Linked DNA regions of Homo sapiens: region 1 is linked to region 2. A link is a contact called in ENCODE Hi-C data. All regions are on one chromosome and are shown on one strand. Each heading gives the region's core, a stretch centred on a gene start or an enhancer-like site at or near the end of the contact. The rest is flanking DNA. Distances are from core to core; before and after follow the strand shown. Region 1 overlaps PIR (pirin). Region 2 holds the start of SYAP1 (synapse associated protein 1).

Evidence for each region. Hi-C counts contacts between places; a loop is a spot of excess contacts on that map. Pooled maps may share reads with other maps.
Region 1: a pooled map shows a loop between it and region 2 (2.8-fold over the local background). The contact joins the enhancer-like site here to the promoter of SYAP1 in region 2. A Hi-C loop is called at or near these places in 3 of 50 pooled maps.

The regions. Positions count from the first base shown.
Region 1 is chrX:15,463,829-15,467,210 of GRCh38, forward strand. The region is part of intron 3 of PIR (pirin); the gene reads right to left. The region is part of intron 2 of PIR-FIGF (PIR-FIGF readthrough); the gene reads right to left. Among named protein-coding and RNA genes, the nearest start is that of PIR-FIGF, 26 kb to the right of the region's middle. Within about 2 kb of position 1,655, at least 2 of the 41 ENCODE cell types and tissues checked have a DNase peak (open chromatin) inside an H3K27ac peak, as active enhancers do.
Region 2 is chrX:16,717,635-16,721,043 of GRCh38, forward strand. It overlaps SYAP1 (synapse associated protein 1), which reads left to right and starts at 1,978. Exons shown (of 9, transcript NM_032796.4): 1 at 1,978-2,265. The coding sequence starts at 2,091. RefSeq lists an enhancer at 1,788-1,847.

The DNA.
Region 1 (3,382 bases), core at 405-2,904, 1.3 Mb before region 2:
AAGACAGTAATCCCCCACTACATACAAAAACATGTTCCAAATGGATGAAGGATTTAAATGCAAATAGTATACTTCTGAGATTTAAATCTAAGGAAACAAAAAAAACAAGATTTTCTGCACAATTCCATTCTCTGCAATATTTACTGCAATAGCAAAAGACAGGGACATTCTGGATGATAGGTTAATAAGTAACGCAACTAAATTACAGTGTAGCCATATAAGAGAATACTGTGCAACCGTTAAAAAGTGATATAGATCTTTATTTATTGACACAGAAAAAAATGAAATATTATTTAATTGGAAAAGCAGGTTACAGAACAGCAATTCTATTTAAAGGGGACAAATAAAACAATGTATTTAAATGGACTCATTTAAATAAAATTATCGAGTTGTGTTAGTATGCATGGAGGTGCCCGGATGAACATACATCACAATGTGAACAGTGGTCATCTCCAGATAGTAGAATTTCAGATATGTTTCTTTCCATTTTTCTGACAGTTTGAATTTTCTGTAATAATTAATTGACTTTTATACAATGGAAACAACTTTTTTGTTTTGGAAAAAAGAAAGATGCTGCCGCTAATCAGTGGATGAAAGTAAGTGATATAGTTTATTTTACATAGACGCTGATGAATATCTTGTTCCCTGCTTAGGTGAACTGGGGCTGGATAGAAAGGCAGTGAGACACAAGGAGAAACACTAAGAATCAGAAGAGTAGCTCCATATTACATGTAGGACAATGCAGCTCCGACTTTAACATGTGTTACTGTGTGGAAAAGACCTGCATTTTTTATAGAGAGCGCTTATGTCAGAATAGGAACAAAGCATTTAGGATCTAATACAAAGCTTAAAAATTTAAGAGGACAAACAAAAGCTTCCAGATTTCAAACAATCAGCCAAACTATAAGGAGTGGTGTCTAGAATTGCTTTGCTTTTCCTGCTGCACATGCATTTTTAATTAAAATAATTGCATGAGAAAGGCAATCTCCATTCTGTTTGGGCTGAAGCTCCCTTTTGGGCTCTCAAAGGAGTCCCTTTCAAATCATATTCTTTTCCATCCCCAAATATTTTTCAATTATCCAAGCCTAAGGGCTTTCAGGTTGCTAACCATCTAAAAATATGTCAAGCAACTTTAAAAAGTAAATTGTGGTGAGTATGACTCATTTAAGGATGAAAAATCTAAGTGGACATCAAGATTTTTTTTTCCAAATTTGATTTTAGGAAGCAATTTCAACACTTTTTTAAAAAGATTCAGGAAACAGTTATCCCCCCTTTCCTCTACTTTTGCAGTGTGGATGCTCCTTTCCCTGGTTATACAATTAAACCTCGTTGCTCCTATCCTAAATATCATAAAATCTGAATTAGAGAAGTCTGGTCAATGAAGTTTTATTGAATTCAAAATGCCTATCTTTTACTACTTGAAGCAAAAAACATACTTTCAGCCTTTGGGGAAAAAAAAATCAGAAACCAAGGAAACCACTGACCTTTTACTTATTATAACCTTTTATTTGTTTTTTTGCTAAGTAGTGTAAATGCTAGACTGAGACTTTACATATAAATTAATGTCTGTAGAGGATTTTTTAAAAAACTGAAGCAGTACTTCTGAGAGTTGACACAATCCAGATGATTTTTTAGGGCATTACATAATCACAAACACCTGGAGAATTGCCGTGGGTGGCTGACGAATTGTGAGTGTTATGTTTAAACTCAAGAGTTGCATGTGTCTAATTAAGTAAGAAATTTGTAATCTGAAACAGGTGTTTTCTTAAAGCACTTGACGTGCTTCTTGGTCCTGCTTCCTCTTTTCCTCCTTCTAATTCTTTCCGTGGGTCTTTACTAAATATTTTTGCTTCCTTGTCAGTTCTTATTTCCTTGTGTGTTTGTGTTTGGGGGCAGAAAGACAAAACACACAATAGTGATGAAAGAAAAGTGTCACTTGCCATGTGAAGTTTAGGAAAGGTGTACCTCAAGGAGCTATAAATTAATTCTGAAGAATTACAACGCAAGAGATAATATAGTTTGTTGTTTCTTTCTGGCTGGTATTTAGAAGGCAGAGTCTGAGTACCTCATTCAGTGTTTGGGAATAAGATGCAAGACCTGTTCTTTAAAGCAAAATGTTTATATTACAGGGAAAACTATGTTTTCCTTTAATTTCCATTTGCTTTAAAATGGTGGCTGTTTTTTTTTTTTTTTTTTTTTTGTCTACTAGTGGCTTGGTAGGAAAAAGAGAAAAACAAAACAAAACACGAGTTGAGGTCATGGCTGATGAGAGATGCCAGCAAGGAACATATTGCATAATAGAAGCTGCTAACTGGTCTTCAAGGATGTCTGAATCCATACAATTAAGGACTCAAGTTATTTTACAAAAATGTTTTCATGACTTGAGTAGAAACCGGGAAAATCACCCAATTGACTAAATTGACTCACCCAATCCCAACCCCACATACGCACCTTCACAAGTTCCAAAAGGTGGTTTTAACAAAAAGGAAAAGATAACCAACACGGTTCAGGTATTCGGCCAATGGATAAATCCGAGTATTTTAAAGCTCTACCAGGTCCTGCCTTACATTTCCCTGCCACCACCCTGCAGAAGCACCAGTGCTTCAGAGACTCCCGCCACTCTGCCCCCTGCAGGTGTGGCCCTGCCTCCAAAAACTACACCGGCTTTGGGGCTCTGGTGCAAACCTCAGGTTTGCCATTTACCAGGTTTGGTATGCAGGGTGAAGTCCCTTCACTTCTTGGAGGCTCAGTCTCCTCATGTACAGCATAGACCTGGGAGGTGAGCTCTCCGAGAGTGGTAAGGACTAAGTGAGTAATGTGTGCAAAGCACCTGGCCCATAACAGGTGATGGGTAAGTCCTAGAGTTGGCACAGCTACCACAGCTCCGTGGGCAGAGATCCCATTCGTGGATCTTCATTCACGCTTCCTGGAATAGTTCCCCCTACCCCCTCCAACAGTCTCATAGTTCACCTCCTCGCTTCACTCAGGCCTCTGTTCAAATGTTACTGCCTAAGAAAGGCCACCTCCAACCAGCCCATCTGGTCTAATTTATCAATCAATTCTGTATCCTCCAACCATGGTTTGTTTCTTCTTCCTAGCTTTTTCACCATGGGACACTATATTATGTAATTATTTGTTATTCATTTATTGTCTGTCTTCATTAAGAGAATGTAAGCCCCATGAAGGCAGGGACTTTTTTAACTTAGCTACTATGGTGCCTAGCATACAGCTGGCACTGAAGATTTGTTCAATGAATGAATGAATTGATCAATCAATCGATGGATGGATGGATGAATAGCATCTTATATTTGCATAGCATTTCAGCATTTACAAAGCATCTGATCCTGGAAATATGTGATCACCTATATATTACTGATGAAAA
Region 2 (3,409 bases), core at 728-3,227:
AAGACTGTGCTTGGGAAATGTGTCCATGAACTCCCTGCTCTGAAGGGGTAGTTATGCACATCACTAGTTTTTTGTTAGTTTTACATGTTATTGTGGGAAAAGTTAAAAATATAAAAAAGACAAATGTTTAACTACCCAGCTTCAACCCATGGCCAGGCTTGTTTCATCTATATCCCCCCCCATTCCCCCCACCCCCATCCTGTATTAATTTGAAGCAAATTCCAGACGTGGCATCATTTCTTTTTTTCTTTTTCTTTTTTTTTTTTTTGAGACGGAGTTTTGCTCTTGTCATCCAGGCTGGAGGGCAATGGCAGGATCTCAGCTCACTGCAACCTCCGCCTCCTGAGTTCAAGTGATTCTCCTGCCTCGGCCTCTCGAGTAGCTGGGATTACAGGCGCCCGCCAGCACACCCAGCTAATTTTTTGTATTTTTAGTACAAACGGGGTTTCACCATGTTGGTCAGGCTAGTCTCAAACTCCTAACCTCAGGTGATCCACCCATCTCGGTCTCCCAAAGCGCTGGGATTACAGGCGTGAGCCACTGCGCCTGGCCCAGATATGGTATCATTTCTTTGGTAAAATCTCAATATGTGCGGTGGATAAACAGATGGATAAACAAAACGTGGTGTATACATACAAGGGAATACTATTCACTCTTAAAAAGAAATTGACACAGCCTTGAGGACATTATACTAAGTGAAAGAAGCCAGTTACAGACAAATACTGAATGATTCCACTTATATTAAGGTATCTAGTCAGATCCATAGAGACAAGAAGTAGAATGGGGGGAGGAGGGGGATGACAAGGACAGGAATGGGGAGTTGTTTCATAGGTAGTTTCAGTTTTGCAAGATGAAGTTCTATTTTTCTTTTTTCTTTTTTTTTTTTTTTTGAGAATGGACTCTGCAACCTCTGCCTCCCGAGTTCACGCCATTCTCCTGCCTCAGCCTCCCTAGTAGCTGGGACTACAGGCGCCCGCCACCACGCCCGGCTAATTTTTTTCTATTTTCAGTAGAGACGGGGTTTCACCGTGTTAGCCAGGATGGTCTCGAACTCCTGACCTTGTGATCCTCCCGCCTCGGCCTTCCAAAGTGCTGGGATTACAGGCGTGAGCCACCGCACTCGGACTATTTTTCATTCTTTTAATTGCAAGATGAAGAGTTCTGAAGATTGATTGCTCAACAATGTAAATGTACTTAACAGTACTGAATTGTACACTTAGAAACGGTTAAGATGGTAAATCATATTAAGATGGTAAATTTTGTGTATTTTACCACAATTAAAATTTTGTAATTTCACAATTCCTTAATTTTATCAACTACCCAGTGTCCAAATTTCCAGTTCTTATAATAAGTATCATACTATTTTTTTCAATGTGTTTGCTGAATTAGGATCCTAATAAAATGCACAAGGGGCCATGTGTTACATCTCTTAAGTCTTTTTTAATCTATAGGTTCCCCACCACACTCCTCTCTTCCTTGCAATTTATTTGAAGAAACAAGGTTGTCTGTCCTGTGGCTTCTCATAGTCTAGATTCTGCTGACAGCATCCCATTGTGTTGTTTAACACCTTATTCTGTCCTCTTATTCCCTGTTGGGCTTGGCGGCTTTGGGTTAGTTTTGAATTGGGCTCAGGAGGAGGCTAAAGACATCCAATTCTGCGGGAACGCAGCCCTGCGGGACCTGAAAAGGCGAGACTAAGTCACCAGCCAAGCTGCCTAGAGGCAATCTTAAAATGGGACTGGCTAGGACTGTGACAAAGACACCGTCCACATGCCTACTAGGTCAGTCACCTACAAAGCTGGCGAATGAGGAAAAGAGGGAAGGCAGGGCTACGCTGGGAAAGCTCTTTGTCCCCTATCCACGCGCACAAAACAGTTGTCACAACTGACGTCACCAGGGGCGGAGCCTTTGGACGGAAGTGACGCTTGCGCGGCCGCGGCGGAGTCGTCATAGAGGCGGGGCTGCGGCGGCTGCGGTGTTCCTCCGACTTCCGGACATCTCCCTGGGAGTCGCGCAGAGTGGAGTCAAAGGCAACCAGTGCTCGCTGCGGTCTCTGGGGATCGGGACCGCGGCGGCGGCCCGCGAGCGGGATGTTCCGGGGCTTGAGCAGTTGGTTGGGCTTGCAGCAGCCGGTGGCAGGCGGTGGGCAGCCCAATGGAGATGCTCCACCCGAGCAGCCGTCCGAGACGGTGGCTGAGTCTGCGGAGGAGGAGCTGCAGCAAGCGGGAGACCAGGAGCTCCTCCACCAGGCCAAAGACTTCGGCAGTGAGTCTACCCTGGCTCTGGGACCGGGAAGGGGGGGGCGCATTCCTCCTCTGGGACGGCCCTGGGGCGCGGGCCCGACTGGCTGGGGGATGAGGGGGCCGAGGTGGGAGGCAGGGGAGGAAGATGTGTCTGTCGGTCAGTCCTCTCCGGGTCGGGAGAGATTGGTGAGGATCTGGACGAGGCCAGAGCTTCATCTAGCAGTCAGGTCCTGTCCCTGAAGTTCCTGGTGACAAGTCTACAAAGTTTGCAGACATTGGAATCAGGTATGCAGTCAAGCAGTGTGACCCGACGTCTTCAGGTTTGACAAGGAATCTTTTTTGTTCAACTCGAAAACCTTCATTTACACCCCCCAGATCGGGGATAGTTGGCGAGCTTGAATTGGTTGAAAAAATAATTTTTTGCCCCTAGGTCAGAACGTGTTGTCTGAAGTAAACTGACAGTTACTGAATGTCAATGTCTGCCCCGGTCAAATGCTTTTTAGGTACAGAGACCTTTTTCCTTAAGGAGGGAGAGAAAATGCCAACTGTCTGCTATACGCAAGTTGCAGTACTAGATGTTTTATGAAAGATATCCCATTTCATCTGTTAAACACCCCCAGTGAGTTGGGGGAACAAGCCCAGAGTTATTGGGCCAAAGTTATACTGATAGTGAGTGGTAGAAGTGGAATTTGAGCTTCGATCTTTCTCATTTTAAAGCCCGTGCTCTTTCCAAGTTTACAGTCTACAGGGGTTGGGGGACAGGTGATAATAGACGTGGAGTAAACACATGCTGTAGTAATTCTCATTTCTGGAGAGACCATGGTGGGCTTCAGTGATCACAGAAAGCATCTTTGAGGCCGGATATGGTGGCTCAGGCCTGTAATCCCAGCACTTTGAGAGGCTGAGGTGGGCGGATCATGAGGTCAGCAGTTCGAGACCAGCCTGGCCAACACGATGTAACCCCGTCTCTACTAAAAATACAAAAAATAGCCGGGCGTGGTGGCGGGCACCTGTAATCCCAGCTACTCAGGAGGCTGAGGCAGGAGAATCGCTTGAACTGGGGAGGTGGAAGTTGCAGTGAGCTGAGATCGCACCACTGCACTCCAGCCTGGGTGACAGAGCAAGACTCCATCTCAAAAAAACAAAACAAAACAAAACAAAAAAGC